Regions from separate parts of the Homo sapiens genome. Here region 2 is linked to region 1. Evidence: read pairs that join two places in POLR2A ChIA-PET (ENCODE). Cell type or tissue: OCI-LY7. All regions are shown on one strand. Each heading gives the region's core, and the rest is flanking DNA. Links, peaks and the distances in the headings are about the cores only.

Region 1 (4,395 bases), core at 247-4,246:
CCAGTTACCTGAGAGGCTGAGACAGGAGGATCACTAGAGCCCTGGAGTTCGAGTCCAGCCTGGGCAACATAGCAAGACCCTATCTCTTAAAAAAAGAGCTGCTATGATTTTTATTTGTCAATTATGCCTCAATAAAGTTGAGGAAGAAAACAATAAAGCTACTATGAACATTTGTGTGCAAGTCTTTGTATGAATATGTGCTTTTTTTGGGTGAATACACAGAGGTGGAAAGGCTAGATCATATGGTAAGTATGTTTAACTTTTTAAGAAACTGATCAGCTGTTTTCCAAAGTGGTTTTATCATTTTACATTCCCACCAACAGTGTATGAGAGTTCTAGTTCCTCTGCACTCTTATTAACACATGGTTTTAATCAGACATCTAATAGGTATGCAGTAGTTTCTGATTGTGATTTTAATTTATATTTCCTTAATGTGAATAATGTTGAACATCTTTTCATGTGCTTATTTGCCATCCATTTTTTTGGTGAAATAACTGTTTAGATCTGTTGCCTACTTTTTGAAAAAAAGTTGAATTCTTTGCTCTTATTTGATTTCCAAAGTTCTTTATATATTCTGGATACACATCCTTTATCAGATATGGGCTTTGCAAATATTTTCTCCCAGTCAGTGGCTGGTCTTTTCATTCTTCTCATGGCATCTTTTCAGGAAAAGAAGTTTTTAATTTTGATGAAGTCCAATTTATCAAATTTATTTCCTATTGACTGTGCTTTTAGTGTAATATCTAAGACATATTATCTAATTAAAGGTCACAAAGATTTTACTTCTATGTTTTCTAGAAGTTTTATAGTTTTAGATTTTACACTTAGGTGCATAATCGATTTTGACTTAATTTTTATACGTGGTATAAGGTATGAATTGAAGTTCTTTTTTTCTTTTTTTGCATATAGCTATCCAACTGTTCTAGCCCAACTCACTGAAACTATTCATTAGAAATTATCCTTTCTCATTGCCTTTGGGTCTTTTTAAAAATCAATTGTATATGTGTGTGTATGTGTGTCTGAACTTTCTATTCTGTTCCATTTGATCTGTTCTATTTGAGCTGTCTATCATGATGTTAATAGCACCTCATCTTGATGACTATTATTTTTTATGAAGCCTTGAAATCAGGTGGTGTTAGCCCTCCAACTTTGTTATTCTCTTTCAAAGATGTTTTGGCTAATCTAGATCCTTTGCATTTTCATGGGAATTTTTAGACAGTTTGTCAGTTTCTATAATTTTTTTTTCCCTGTAAAGCTGAGACAGAAACCCAGGGCTCTGAGGTCAGTCTGCCTAGGTTCAAGTTTTATCTTTACCTCTTCATAACTGTCTGACTTTGGCCAAGTTACCTAACTTCTCTGCAATTCCATTTCTCATTCACAAAGCTGAAATAATAATATTATCAATCTCATGGGGTTGTGAAAGGGCTTAGATGAAGTAATGCAGATAAGGCTGAGAGAATGAAAATACAAACAGACAATGGCCAGATCATATATGACAATAGAACTCTGGGCCACAACCTCTGCAGCAACCCATCCAGGAAGCCAAACCACAGCCTCTGCAGCAATCATCCCAGAACAGTCAGAACTTGACCAAGTCAGTAAGTGCAGCTGCCCTAACTTCTGCCCCCACTTCCAACTCAGGACCAAGCACAGAAAGCCAAATATGGTCCCCAATCCAATCACACTGGATGCTCAATTTCTAGTCAGCCTACCTCTAGCTTTCCCATGCCAACAAGCTCCAATCAAGGCATAGCTGAAGACTTCCCTTTTTTTCACTATAAAGCTTTGCACAGCCCTGCCTGCCTGAGTCTCTGACAAATGCGAGTGATGGTGGCTGAGACCCTGGCTAAAGCAAGCGCTGAATAAACAGCTTCTGTTTCTTCTCACTTGGGTGGTTTTTGTTTATTTCCACAGTGCTTAACACTGTGCTCGCAGAGTTAGTGATTGCCCAATACATTTTATATAGAGCAGTAGAATTGCTTTGTCGTATGAAACTTTAAAAAGAATTCCAATAGATAAATAAAAGTGGCATTTCAACCGTTTATTTTATCTAAGTCAGCCAGTAATAAAGGTAGGACTTTTGCAGTGATCTCAATAACATTAAATGAACATGATGGCTGATCCTTGCAACCACAAGGTTTTTTAAAATCCTGATTCACATAATAAGAAGTTGCAAATGCCAAATTTCTGTTTTCTTTTAAACAGGTCACTTTGCAATTAAATATTTGCAGAACCTCTGAAGCACCTCTTCAAAACTCTAGGGCTCTCAGAAACGTGGAGTAAAAACTTACCCTGATGTGAGGTCAGGGTACAGGGTCTTGATTTCAGTCCTAGTGATGCTGCCACTCTGCCGGATAACCTTGGGCATGACACTTGACCTCTGAGATTTGTTCCTCCCTTGTAAATGGAAAGAGCTGAACTAAAGAACTTCTCAAAATTTAGTGCGCATGGATAACCACATGTATATACTGGAGGAGGGTGCGTGCCCATTTAAAATGTAGGTTTCTGACCCACCCAGTGGCGTCTGAGTCAGGGTCCTGGAATCTGCATTTTAACAAGCACAGCTGATTCTGGTGCTAGTGACAATTGGGCACAATTTGAGCAGCACAGGAGCAAATGGTCTTTTAGGTCCCTTCTGGCTCTGATGTGTGTGATTCAGGTGAGGTTGTTGAAGAGAAGTGGGCTGCAGCATTGGGAAAGGAAAAGTGAAGGAGAAAACCATTCAACAGTGGGGAAAATTTTGTTTTTTTAAAAAGCCTATTGTGTCAATATTCTACTTTATTTCTTTTTTCTTTTCTTTTCTTTTCTTTTCTTTTTTTTGAGAAGGAGTCTCGCTCTGTCGCCCAGGCTGGAGTGCAGTGGTGGGATCTTTGCTCACTGCAACCTCCACCTCCCAGGTTCAAGCGATTCTCCTGCCTCAGCCTCCCGAGTAACTGGGATTACGGGCACCCACCACCACGCCTGGCCAATTTTTGTATTTTTAGTAGAGACAGGGTTTCCCCATGTTGGCCAGGCTGGTCTTGAACTCCTGACCTCAAGTAATCGGCCTGCCTCGACCTCCCAAAGTGCTGAGATTACGGATGTGAGCCACCGTGCCCGGCCAGCATTCCACTTTTGAAAGCCCCCGTGACCCTGGTCCAGAAGGACTTTGATTCCTGGCCCTGGTCTTCAAGCTCTTTGCAGAGGCAATGCACATTTTATTCTCCATGAGACCACAGGAAGAAAAAAAAACACCCTCAAATTTCCCAACCCCATGCCCTAAATTTCAATGCGCCAGAGATGAAATGCAACTTGCGAAATGCCTCCCTGCTCTTCTGCTCCACAGTTTCTCCATAGCTTGGCTTGGGGCAGGAGGGGACAGAGGAGGGTTTGGCCAGTCGGGGGTCTAGCCCTCAAAGCCAGATTAAACCCAGGCCACAGCGACTCCTCTCAATTCTGCAATTGGGTCCCAGCTCAGTGTGGCCATATCGCCCTCTTGCGGTAGAAAGCGGGACTCCGCCTGGCTAGGGGAACAGACGCCAGGGGCTGACTGTAACAAAGACCGGAAGCTCTTCTTGGATCCAAGGCAGGTGCAAGGAGGGAAAAAAGGTATCACCAGAGGGACGCTCTTCATTATGACTTTTTCTCTTTTTCCTCACCCTTTCTGCTTCCCAAACCCAGTTCTCCCACTTATCGTTGCCCACTATTAAAAACTGCTTTGTAATGAGAAAACCTGCAGTTTACAAGGTGTTTTCACAAACTTCATCTTATGTAAGCCACTCTCACTGCCTTTTCTCACTTCTCTTCCTCTTCCAGAATGAGAAGAAAAAAATGGAAAAAACAACAAACAAACAACAACAACAAAAAAAAACTGAAAAAAAATTACAAATGCCTTTCTAGTATTTTGCAAAAGGGTAGGCCTGCCCACACCCTTGGTTTAGGTTCCAGGACCAGTTATCTTGGAGCTGAGATCATAACCTTCACCCCTGTAAGGACCCCTTAGCTTTGTGGTCACAAATAGAGTCTTAAACTTGCCAGGGCTTGGTCACAAGAAGAGAGAGCAAAACATATGACCAAAGCGGCACAAGGCCGCTAAACAATTATTTTTGTTTCATCAACTGTTTTTTTTTTTTTAAGAGACAGGGGTCTCAGTGTGTTGCCCAGGCTGGACTTGAACTCCTGGGCTCAAGCAGTCCTCCCACCTCGGCCTCCCAAGTAGCTAGGATTACAGGTACACACTAGTGTACCTAGTGTACAGTAGTGTAACTAGTCTGGCTAGTTAATTAACTTTTAATTTAATTTAATTTTGAGATGGAGTCTCCCTCTGTCGCCCAGGCTGGAGTGCAGTGGCTCGATCTTGGCTCACTACAACCTCCACCTTCCGGGTTCAAGCGATTCTCCTGCCTCAGCCTCTCG
Region 2 (4,395 bases), core at 241-4,240, 69 kb before region 1:
TGAAGACAACTTTGGAAACAATATCGTGCAGTAGATTGTAGACAACTAATTAATTAGATTAATTCTAATCCAATTCTACACTCAACAGCCTCTGGAAGAAGACTAACATGGACTGGCAATAATGGACTGAAAAAAATTTCAACCTCAATTTAGGAATAGTGTCTATTGTAAAGAGAAGGGGTCAATTTCTTATGAAGACAGAGCTCTTCACAAGTAATACATAATCCTTGTGTATCCTTCAAGATCTTTCCAAAGATTGATACGAAGCAAGTTAAGATATAGAAACAGGTAGAATAAATGGCTTGTACAAGTTCCTAAAGTAAATGGAAAATAAAGACCCTGAATTTCCTAATTACAGATTTACTGACATAAAACTTAGCTTTAGGCTGGGCGTGTGGCTCATACCTATAATCCCAGCACTTTGGGAGGCCAAAGCAGGAGGATTGTTTGAGCCCAGAAGTTTGACACTGGCCTGGGCAACATGGCAAGACCCCCGTGCCTCTACAAAAAAATTTAAAAATTAGCTGGGGCCCAGCACAGTCACTCACACCTGTAATCTCAGCACTTTGGGAGACAGAGGCGGGCAGATCACCTAAGGTCAGGAGTTCAAGACCAGCCTGGCCAACATGGTGAAACCCGGTCTGTACTAAAAATACAAAAAAATTAGGCGGGTGTAGTGGCACTCACCTGCAATCCTAGCTACTTGGGAGGCTGAGACAGGAAAATAGCTTGAACTCAGGAGGCAGAGGTTGCAGTGAGCCGAGATTACACCACCACACTCCAGCCTGGGTGAGAGTGAGACCCTAAAAAAACTTAAAAAATAAAAAATAAAAAATTAGCTGGGCATGGTGGCATGCACCTGTGATCCCAGCTACTTGGGATGCTGAGGCGAGAGGATCACTTGAGCCCAAGCAACAGAGTAAGACCCTGTTTTTAAAAAAACCACCCCTCCCGCCCCCCACCAAAAAACCCCAACCTTAGCTTTCAATGAAATAAGGGGTGCAAAGTAAGCATGAGGTGTTAACTTCTTTACAGATATAGTATATTTTACTAATTTTTGTACTTTTTAGTCCAAACATCGTGTCTTAAATGTATTCAACAAATGTTTAATTAATTAATGTAGTACTAATAGCACCAATTTTCCTTTCTCAAGTAAAAAAATCTTCCAAAGATTTTAGCCATTGATTAACCAGTAACCCAAGCACACCTATGATTTAATAGACCATCAGAATATCTTTACTTTGCTCATGTTAATATCTTTTTATTTTATTTTTTGAGACAGGGTCTCGCTCTGTCACCCAGGCTGGAGTGCAATGGCACGATCTCAGCTCATTGCAGCCTCAACCTCCTGAGCTCAAGAGATCCTCCTGCCTCAGCCCCCTAGTAGTTGGAACTACAGGTGTCTGCTACCACACCCGGCTAATTTTTGTATTTTTTTGTAGAGATGGGGTTTCGCCATGTTGCCCAGGCTGGTCTTGAACTCCTAAACTCAAGTGATCCTCCTGCCTTGGCCTCCCAAAGTGCTGGGATTCCAGGCGTGAGCTACCATGCCTAGCTGATATATTTTTAAATAGCAAAAAGATTCTATGAAGCTTTATACAATCTCCACAAATCCCTCAAAAAAAACAGAGCATTAGATAGCAACAAAACTAGGTGTTGTCTAGTTATCTCCAAGGGTATCTACAAGAACCCCAAAATATAAGTGGAAGGAGACAAACCAGTGACATCTGTAAGACCTGTGTGGTTTTAGTCTCAGTAAATGTGGAAGCAGAGGCAAACAACAGGGTGTCTACTGGACCTAAGAACAGAGAAACACCAAGAACCAACAGAGATTCACTGGAAAGTACAAGGAGCCAATCTGAGGATGGCAGTTGAAAATGGAGGAGGTTTGGCCGGGCGCGGTGGCTCACGCCTGTAATCCCAGCACTTTGGGAGGCTAAGGCAGGCAGATCACCTGAAGTCAGGAGTTCAAGACCAGTCGGGCCAATATGGTGAAACCCCGTCTCTACTAAAATACAAAAATTAGCTGGGCATGTTGGCGGGTGCCTGTAATCCCAGCTACTCGGGAGGCTGAGACGGCAGAATCACTTGAACCCGGGAGACGGTGGTTGCAGTGAGCCGAGATCGCACCACTGCACTCCAGCCTGGGTGGCTGAGTGAGACTCCGTCTCAAAAAAAAAAAAAAAAGAGAAAGAAAAAGGAGGAGGTTTGACCCAATCCAATAGCCAGTAAGTATAAGTGTGAAGGGGATGCCAACAGTTTAGCCTTTATAAAACCTTGAAACCAAACAGTCAGGAAGAGACCCCAATTGAGGAAAAACTGCTATGAAAAAAAACAAAATAATATAGAACAAGTATAATAGAGATGAAGGAAGAAAAGGTTGGAAGTATTATCCTTAATCAAACCTCCTTCTAGAAATTCAGAAAAACTAATTTCACAGAAAATAAGCAACTGAGGTCAAATGTCATATATGGCTGAAAGAGAAAATAAGCAGAGTAATACCTTACGAGGAAAGAAGACCAGAAAAACAGGTTTAAAAACCTAGCCTATTACTTCAAAATGAGCTAAACAACATTAAGAAAATGATACAAGATACGGAAGAATAGAATTGAGAAGGAACATTTCAGAAATTAGGTAAAAATCTCAGGAAAAAAATCAGAAATTAAAAAAATCCCTTCAGAGATAAAGACTAGGAGGAATTTCACATGTGACTAAACACATCAGATAATGTCTTAAGAGAAACACATGAAAAGGAGTGTTTTTTTTTAAACAAAAAAATTTTAAAACATTTAAGAGGAAATGACAAATATTGAACATAGGCAAATATCTAACATATAGACAACAGAGATCTCTGAAGAAGAAAATCAAAACAAGGAAACAGAACAATTATCAAAAACTGTAATTCAAGAAAATGTTCCTGGTTGGGCAAGGCAGTTTACGCCTGTAATCCCAGCATTTTAGGAGGTGGAGGTGGGAGGCTTACTTGAGGCCAGGAGTTTGGGACCAGCCTGAGCAACATAGCAAGATTCTGTCTCTACAAAAAATTTAAAAATTAGCTGGGTGTGGTGGTATGTGCCTGTAGTCCTAGCTACTAGGAGGCTGAGGAGGAAAAATCATTTGAGCCCAGGAGTTTTGAGGTTATAGTGCACTATGATCCTGCCACTAATTTTTTTAATTAAAAAAATTTGGTATCAAAGTTATCAAAAGAGGAAGAGTAAATAAATGAATATAATCCCATCACTGCACTCCAGCCTGGGTGACAGAGCAAGACCCCGTTTCTTAAAAAAAAAAAAGAAAAGGTTTCTGAAATGTTGGGGGGTAGGGGAGAAAGACATGAAACTATACATTGAAAGAGTATATCATATACCTAAAAATACCAACGCAGAACAACCAATACTGAGACATAATCTGGTAAAATTAATATACTTAAAGAAAAAGATAAAATAATTTGGACATCTATATAAAAAGAGCAACTGATTTATAAAGGAAAAAATTAGATTATCATCTACTGTGACTTGAACACTTCATGAAAGAAGAAAGAACAGGGTAAAGATGTGCTAAGAAAGAAAATGTGACAAAGATTTTATGTCAAGTCAAACCGATTTTCAATTATAAAGGCCAGAAACTGTTACTTGCAAAAATGTAGATATTATTCCTATAAGCCCTTCCTAAACAATCTGTTTAAAAAATCAAACTGATTAGAGAGAACAAGGCATCAACATAAGGACTGGGGATGAATATTAAACATAGTTTATTACAACAATTAAGAATAAATGAAAGTCGAAAGAGAAGTGGTATGTAATGATTACAAGCTCTGTACAGATACAGTGTGGAAGAAAGGGGAGAGCACATGCAAAACTATGCTTGTTTTTGGTGTATATACTGATAGTAGTAGTGTTAGTATTGTTAGTCTGAGGCTACTGACTAGGTTAATGTGAGACAGAGCTACTGAGTAATTATAAGATACTCTGTCACCTTCTGTGTCCCTCACAACCTGGATTCTCAGTATGGAAGAAAGGAGGTGTAGACATAAAAAGGCTTAAGTTAAAAACTTTATAGTGCTGTAGTTGAAAAGGCAATATCTCTATAAATTCATGAGGTATTTTACCTTTAAGTATTTATACCCACTATTTATATACATACTTTTCTACACTTGTATACATACACGTGTAGATAATTTATATATATTATATAGATATATAAAAATATACAATTCCCTAGCTCTATCCACTGAAAGCCCTAAACATACTGTCCAACTCAGTAACAACTTGCATCCCTAGTGCCTACATTGTAGTCTTTAAATTCAATTTCCCACTAAAAGATACCAATATTAAATACACAAGATGGGCCCATGATACATCCTGTCATACTAGAAAGGACAGAAGACAATAAGAC

The links. ChIA-PET counts read pairs that join two places held together with the same protein. Peaks named below come from ENCODE experiments on the same cell type or tissue, not always from the same donor. Only the 100,000 strongest peaks of a DNase experiment are listed, where the experiment ranks them.
Region 2: POLR2A ChIA-PET joins it to region 1 with 8 read pairs; 7 of 35 experiments call an interaction of 5 or more read pairs at or near these places.

What each region holds. Positions count from the first base shown.
Region 1 is chr7:129,088,207-129,092,601 of GRCh38, forward strand. No RefSeq gene overlaps it. Among named protein-coding and RNA genes, the nearest start is that of TNPO3, 35 kb to the left of the region's middle. RefSeq lists an enhancer at 1,652-1,801. In OCI-LY7, for the core only: CTCF peaks have their summits at 3,487 (motif pointing left) and 3,694; DNase peaks (open chromatin) are centred at 1,805 and 3,485; H3K27ac peaks cover 469 bases.
Region 2 is chr7:129,019,184-129,023,578 of GRCh38, forward strand. All of the region lies in intron 1 of TNPO3 (transportin 3), which reads right to left. Among named protein-coding and RNA genes, the nearest start is that of TNPO3, 34 kb to the right of the region's middle. In OCI-LY7, for the core only: no CTCF peak of the experiment used is centred there; no DNase peak of the experiment used is centred there; H3K27ac peaks cover 430 bases.